3 separate regions of the Homo sapiens genome follow, and all the other regions are linked to region 2. Evidence: read pairs that join two places in POLR2A ChIA-PET (ENCODE). Cell type or tissue: B cell. All regions are shown on one strand.

Region 1 (2,500 bases), 110 kb after region 2:
CTGGTTGGAGGAGGCCAAGAAAACCCAAAATGTCCCATACAGCCTAGCCTCTAGGTGGCCCCTGTCAAAGAAATGTGGACAAAGTTGGGAGGAGAGCAAGGGAGGTTACAGAGGGGAGCAGTTCAGGACCAGAGTTGAGTAATCCCTAAGTCTGCACAGAAGTTCCCTATCCATCAAAAATTTTAAAATGTACACACCTTGTAACTCAGCAGTTTAAATTCTAGGAATACTGAATTCAATCAATTCAATTCAGTTGTGGAATTGTGCAAAGATGTATGTACATATGTATAGGATTATTGCAATGTTGGTGGTTTTCTTTTTCTTTTCTTTTTCTTTTTCTTTTTTTTTGAGACGGATTCTTGCTGTGTCGCCCAGGCTGGAGTGCAGTGGTGCAATCTCGGCTCACTGCAACCTCCGCCTCCTGGGTTCAAGTGATTTTTCCTGGCTCAGCTTCCTGAGTAGCTGGGACTACAGGCACATGACACCACGCCCAGCTAATTTTTGTATTTTTAGAAGAGATGAGGTTTCACCATGTTGGCCAGGCTTGTCTCGAACTCCTGACCTCAAGTGATCCACCCGCCTCGGCCTCTCAAAGTGCTGGGATTACAGGTGTGAGCCACTGCACCCGGCCTATTTATTGCAATATTGTTTTTAATAGAAAATAACTGGCAGCAAGCTAATGGAATGAAATGATATGCAGCTATTAAAGAGATGGACATTGGTCTAAGTGTACTGATATGGAGGTATCTCTAAGATATACTGTTAAGTTTTTTAAAAAGTGAGGCAAATACTGTCTAGAGCATAATTCCATTTGAGTAAATAAAATTATATATATTATACATACATATATGTGTATACCCATATGTGTATATATTATATATACATATATGTGTATACACATATATGTGTATATATATGGATTGAGTATATATATATGTATATATATATGGATTGAGAATATCTGGAAGGAATTGTAAGGAGGTGGAGGGAAAGGAAGACTTCCTTTCTTCTTTCTTTTTGAGACACAGTTTCAGCTCTGTTGCCCAGGCTGGAGTGTAGTGGCACCATCATGACTCATTGCAGCCTCAAACTCCTGGGCTCAAGCGATTCTCCTGTCTCAGCCTCCCAAGTAGCTGGGACTACAGGCCTGTGCCAGCAAGCCTGGCTGATTAAAAAAAATGTTTTTTTTAGAGACGAGGTCTTGCTATGTTTCCCAGGCTGGTCTCCAACTCCTGGGCTCAAGTGGTCCTCCCAGTTCAGCCTCCCAAGGTGTTGGGATTACAGGCGTGAGCCACTGCACCCAGCCAAGAGTTGCTTTTTGTATTTTTCCTCCTATTTGAAAATTTAAAAGTAAGGTCACCCTTCTCACCCCTGTCACCTTCCCCCACCTCATTGAAGGCAGGCATACCTGTCTATACACGTTTGTGTAAGAATGTAATTTTTATAGATAAAGATAGATTATCAGTAGACTTGGGAACTCAGTGCTAAGAACTCTGCAGAAAAGTTAAATCTTTGGACCAAAGTAAGGGACACTGTGCTGTGGTGAGAAGTCCCAGACCAGCTCTGCTGTCCCTAGTTGCACGAGCTTGGGTAAATCCCCTTCTCTCTCTAGTTTTCAGTTTCCCCACCTGTAAACTGAAGTTGAGGTACCCCAGCTAGAGGATTGGGTTGCAAAATGCCTTCTTCACAGTCTCAGAGAGGTGATAGTGAGGCCGGGCATGGTGGCTCACGCCTGTAATCCCAGCACTTTGGGAGGCCGAGGCGGGCAGATCACCAGGTCAGGAGATGGAGACCATCCTGGCTAACACAGTGAAACCCTGTCTCTACTAAAAATACAAAAAAAAAAAAAAAAAAAAATTTGCCGGGCATGGTGGTGAGCACCTGTAGTCCCAGCTATGCGGGAGGCTGAGGCAGGAGAATGGTGCAAACCCGGGAGGCGGAGTTTGCAGTGAGCCGAGATCGCGCCATTGCACTCCAGCCTGGGTGACAGAGTGAGACTCCGTCTCAAAAAAAAAAAAAAAAAAAAAAAAAAAAGAGAGAGGTGATAGTGAAAGCACTTGGAGGAGGTGAGGCCCAGTTAACCAATCCAGAACAGTCCCACTTTCATCTTTTCATATTTTAGGTTCTGTGTAAAACTTCATTAAACACAGGGCTCCACTGCTTAGATTTTTAAAATTAATGGGTAAATTACTGTTAAGGGCTTTTCAAGTTCTGACACTGTAATTCCAAATATGACTTTTCATTTATTGAGTTGGTTTAAATCAGGGTATGCCTGCAGCTTTGTCTTCCTTTCCCCCCCACAGAGCCCAACCAGGGCTGCAGAGGAGCTCAAGCCCATCGGGGCTGAACCCTGGTGTATGGGGAGGCAGAGGAGGGCCACGGATCCTTTTCACTCTTTATGTGACATCCCTTCCCCCATCTCGTGGCCTAGTGGTATGGCTGGGGCTCTGCCAGCTCCCTAAGACATCCCCAATTGCCCCTCTCTGGCACCAGTGCCTGC
Region 2 (2,500 bases):
CTTCCCCTTCCAGTGGGAAGTTCTGTGGGGGCACTTGTGGCCACTTCTCTGCCTGGGAACAGGGCGAGAGGGGAGTATTCTAAGCAATTCTGCTTCCCCCTAAGCCCGCCAGTGGACTGCTAGCGATGGGGACAGGATCCTCCCAAACAGAGCTGCAGGCTGGGAGGGGGGTCATGACTGTATTGGGGACTGGGGGTCTCTCAGATGGAGGGTGATTCAGATCCTGTCCAGCTGGAACATGAAAAAGAGCTTTCCTGGCTTCTCCAGACTTGTTCGGGAGAGAGAAGCTTGAGTGTGAGTCTTTGAGCACGGAGGGGTGCTCCTGGGCGCCCCTACTGGAAGATCCAAAAGTCTTGCCCTTTGAGGAGAAGAGTACTTTAAGGGGGCTGGGAGGGTTGGGTTGAGCCAGGGTTCCTAGGACCCACTGGAGCTGCAGAGGTGTTTGGGGAAAGAAGAGATATACTTGCGGGAGATCTACTCCTGGACTCTTTTTTTTTTTTTCTTTTTCTTGCAGCTGAGATAATTAAGATCCAGGGAAGGGAAGTGACTTGGTCAAGGTCACACAGCTCTCAGTTCCAGCTGGTCCCTAGAAGAGGATTATAATTATAGGATTCAGGGGCTTGACAGCTAGGGCAGGAGTCACCGCACTCACTTCCATATTACGCCGCCGCCTCACTTCTCAGATTTAGGTGTGGGTGTGTGTGTGGTTGGGGGGAAAGGAGTGTAGGATACCACACGCTGCGGTCTTCTCCACCGAGCGCTATTTTCATTCTTTCCGCAGAACCTCACCCCGTTCTTGCTCTGAATCTTCGGTTCTGGGTCTGAGGGAGGGATTCTCCCGGATTCCCACGGTCCAGTCTTCAACTAGGAGTGGCTCCTTTAAGACTCGCCCTTCCCGAGGTCTATTAAGGAGAGGCGGGGGCGGGCGTGAGCCTGTAGATCCGCCCCTGACTGGTGATTGGTCGGTGGGCGGGCAGGGGCGGGCCTGAGGGACAGGGCCTCCCCCTACCTCTGCTCCGTACCCTCCGCCCCTTCAGTCTGGGGCTCCGGGTAAAGTTTCAGCCTCCGCACGTGACTCGCTATGGCCGCTGCCATCGCCCCGCGCCCCTGAGCCGCGGCCCCCTGGACGGCTCCTCTCCCGGGACCCCGCACCCTGATGCCGAGCAGCACCAGGGCGCCGGGTTAGGGCAGACGCTGTGCTCGCTGGCACCCCGAACGGGTTGCTTCCCCCGCTGCGAGGTAATTCCTCCCCTGGGGATTTTGGGGAGCCCCTGGTTCCCGCAGGCGTCGGGGCCCCATGTCCTGCCCCAGATTGGTGCTGCGGGAGGGGACTGGGTACCGGGAGGCTTCCGACGGGAACCCGGGGTTTCCTGGGCTTCCCAACTCGCTGCCGCCGTGTCCAGGGTGGGGGAGCCCCGTCTGTGAGTCTGCCTGCGCCGTGTCTTCGCGCGCAGCCTTGAGGCGTCTGGGGCCGTCTGCTGCGCGTGTCCCCCGCGCTCGAGCTGTTGCAGAACCGCCGCTGGGAACTTCTGTTCTTTTTCTCTTTAATGATAAGCAAAACAAAAAGACTTGAATTCAAACCTGTTTGGGGAGAGATCGGATGCTCAACGGACTAGCCCCCTCTCTTTTTCCCTCCTGTTATCTGAGCTGCCCTGTGGTTTGGGGAGAATCAGCCAGGGGGCCCACTCCCACCAGAGGGAGCCGGCCGGGGGCCGGGCCGGTTCAGCTGGTGTCCCCCGTGGAGTGAGGGGAACCGTCAGAATTGGGTGCGGGAGCCAATGCAGTATGTGTGTAGGGGTGTTCCTGGGTCTTGTGCCACCATGGGGTGTGGGAACTTTTTGGGGTGAGGGGAAGACGGAATAGACTGACTTGTCGACTTTGCTCTGCTGAGGGTGTCTGGGACCTGGTGCCACCCACGAGGCTTGGAAGCTGCTGGCCAGATGTGTGTGTGAGCCTGTTGTGGGGTTGGGGGGACGGCTGGGAAATGAGCTTGGCTATGTCCCCTCATCTCCTCTCTGGGCACTGGCCTATTGTCAGGCTGCTCCTTGCGAAAGGAAAGACAGGCCTCCAGTGTGCTAGGGTGGGGATGGGGACCAACTAACCCGGAAACCAGACAGAAGAGCTCCCCAGCCTTGGAGATGTTTCTGCACCCTCCATCCTGTCTTGGATCAGATGCCCAGTGTGATGGCCTGGAAGGGTACCTCCTGCCCCCTCTGGCTCTGTCTTCTGTAACCAGGTTGCCTTCTGTCTGATGGCTGTGTGCACATATGTGTATGTAGATATTCTTGGAAAGGATTGTTTCTGAGAACACCCCCCGACCCCCCCACCCCCTGCTGCTTACCCCAAGGATCACTTCTGCCCCTGACACTCCCCCTCCTCAGTTTCCTGGCCAAGACATTCTGGGATGTCTCTTATACCCTTCTCTGGTTGCAGTCTTCATAGGGCAAGATTGTTTTGGGGGAAGTGGTTCTGTAAGGACCTTCCAGGTCTTGCTAGGAAA
Region 3 (2,500 bases), 270 kb before region 2:
GAGAATAGCTTGGACCTGGGAGGCGGAGGTTGCAGTGAGCTGAGATTGCCCTACTGCACTCCAGCCCAGGCAACAGAGCGAGACTCCATCTCATAAAAAAAAACAAAAAAACAAAAAACAAAAAACAACAACAAAAAAAAAACCCTGACTGAATTGATCTTAAGATGTTTGTATGTTCTGAGACGAAGTTTTGCTCGTTGCCCAGGCTGGAGCACAATGGCGCAATCTCGGTTCACTGCAACCTCCGCCTCCCAGGTTCAAGCAATTCTCCTGCTTCAGCCTCCTGAGTAGCTGGGATTACAGACGCCCACCACCATGCCCGGCTAATTTTTGTATATTTAGTAGAGACGGGGTTTCACCATGTTGGTCAGGCTGGTCTTGAACTTCTGACCTCAGGTGATACACTCGCCTCGGCCTCCCAAAGTGCTGGGATTACAGGATTGAGCCACTGCGCCCAGCGCAAGATCTTTGTATGTTATGCTATGTTAATTAAAATATGTATATTTTTACGGAAGTCTTGTCATGTGACGCCTCCACTTAAAACCCTTTAAATGATTATTTGTCACCCTAAAATAAAGTCCAAATTCCTTAGCATCACTCAAAAGTCTGTTACAATCTTATCATTCTCTCTCCCTAAACCACTCTCCTCCTTAAAGTGCCAGCCTAGCAGTTCTAAAGGTACGGTTCAGGAACTCCCCAGGGTCCCCAAGACCTTTCAGGGGGTCTAGGAAGTCAAAATTATTTTTAAAATACTACTAAGATACTGTTTACCTTTTTGCTCTTTTTCTCTCACAATTGTACAGTGGATTGTCCTGGAAGCTCCATAACATGTGAGAATATGATATTATTAAATGCATCAACAACTGTAATATCTATATAACTTAGTCATGGATATTGTCCAAATTACCAATTCATGATGTGACAAAAATCATGCATAGATAAAAGATCTATTCAAGGTGCAACAAAGAGACCAGTTAATTTTATTTCATTTTATTTTTTATTGAGACAGAGTCTTGCTCTGTCACCCAGGGTGGAGTTCAGTGGCATGATGTTGGCTCACTGCAGGCTCCACTTCCCGGGTTCAAGCGATTCTCCTGCCTCAGCCTCCTGAGTAGCTGGGATTACAGGTGCGCACCACCACACCCGGCTAATTTTTTGTATTTTTAGTAGAGACAGAATTTCACCATGTTGACCAAGCTGGTCTTGAATTCCTGACCTCAGATGATCCACCCACCTCAGCCTCCCAAAGTGCTGGGATTACAGGCAGGAGCCACCATGCCTGGCCAATAATATATATGTTTTAATATTTGAAGAAATTTATTCTGAGTCAAATATGAGTAACCATGGCCCTTCAGGAGGTCCTGAAAACATGTACCCAAGGTGGTCGGGTGCAGCTTGGTTTTATACATTTTAGGGAGGCATGAGATCAAATACAATCAAATATATTTAAGAAAAGTCTCAAAATTTTGAAGACTGTAAAGGGGTCCAGGGACTGAGCACAGTGGCTCATACTCATAATCCCAGCCTTTAGGAGGACAAGGAAGAAGGATTACTTGAGGCCAGGAGTTCAAGACCAGACTGGGCAACATAGTGAGACCCCGTTTCCACAAAAAATACAAAAAAAGAAAAAGGAGAAAAAAGAAAAGAAAAAGGGGTCCTGAGAGCAAACTCCTTTTCTCTAGCCATACCAAATTATTTTCAGTTCCTGAACAACATTATGTGATTTTTGCCTCCCACCGTGTACATATGCTTTTCTCTGCTTTGCACACACACTCTCCTCAATGTGCCGGCTAACTCATACTCAACATTCAGGTCTTGGTTTAAACATCACTTCCTCCACAAAGCCTTCCTTGATTGTTCACACTGGACTGGGTGCCTTTCCCATGTATTCCCATAGCAAGGACAGTCCCAACTTAACAATGGTTCACCTTACAATTTTTTGACTTTATTTTTTAATTTTATTTATTTTACTTTTTGAGATGGAGTCTCGCTCTGTCACCAGACTGGAGTGCAGTGGCACAATCTTGGCTTACTGCAACCTCTGACTCCCTGGTTCAAGCGATTCTCCTGCCTCAGCCTCCCAAGTAGCTGGGATTACAGGCACTCGCCACCATGCCCAGCTAATTTTTGTATTTTTAGTAGAGACGGGGTTTCACCATGTTGTCCAGGAGGGTCTCGATCGCCTGACCTCGTGATCCGCCCACCTCGGCCTTGCAAAGTGCTGGGATTAAGGCGTGAGCCACCACACCCCACCTTAATTTTTCGACTTTATGATGGTGTAAAAGAGATACACATTCAGGCTGGGCGTGGTGGCTCAAGCCTGTAATCCCAGCACTTTGGGAGGCCGAGGCAGATGGATCACTTGAGGTCAGGAGTTAGAGACCAGCCTGGCCAACATGGTGAAACCCTGTCTCTACTAAAAATACAAAAATTAGCGGGGCATGGTGGTGCACGCCTGTAATCCCAGCTACTCGGGAGGCTGAGGCAGAAGAATTGCTTG

The links. ChIA-PET counts read pairs that join two places held together with the same protein. Peaks named below come from ENCODE experiments on the same cell type or tissue, not always from the same donor. Only the 100,000 strongest peaks of a DNase experiment are listed, where the experiment ranks them.
Region 1: POLR2A ChIA-PET joins it to region 2 with 8 read pairs; 8 of 35 experiments call an interaction of 5 or more read pairs at or near these places.
Region 3: POLR2A ChIA-PET joins it to region 2 with 6 read pairs; 2 of 35 experiments call an interaction of 5 or more read pairs at or near these places.

Annotation. Positions count from the first base shown.
Region 1 is chr17:40,423,461-40,425,960 of GRCh38, forward strand. No RefSeq gene overlaps it. Among named protein-coding and RNA genes, the nearest start is that of TOP2A, 6.8 kb to the left of the region's middle. In B cell, no CTCF peak of the experiment used is centred here; no DNase peak of the experiment used is centred here.
Region 2 is chr17:40,317,210-40,319,709 of GRCh38, forward strand. All of the region lies in intron 1 of RARA (retinoic acid receptor alpha), which reads left to right. It overlaps LOC105371934 (a long non-coding RNA gene), which reads right to left. Exons shown (of 2, transcript NR_189654.1): 2 at 1-1,542. Among named protein-coding and RNA genes, the nearest start is that of RARA, 9.3 kb to the left of the region's middle. RefSeq lists silencers at 281-490, 856-965. In B cell, CTCF peaks have their summits at 336 and 535; DNase peaks (open chromatin) are centred at 342 and 992; H3K4me3 peaks cover 2,101 bases; H3K27ac peaks cover 1,923 bases.
Region 3 is chr17:40,047,570-40,050,069 of GRCh38, forward strand. The region is part of intron 3 of MED24 (mediator complex subunit 24); the gene reads right to left. Among named protein-coding and RNA genes, the nearest start is that of MED24, 5.6 kb to the right of the region's middle. In B cell, no CTCF peak of the experiment used is centred here; no DNase peak of the experiment used is centred here.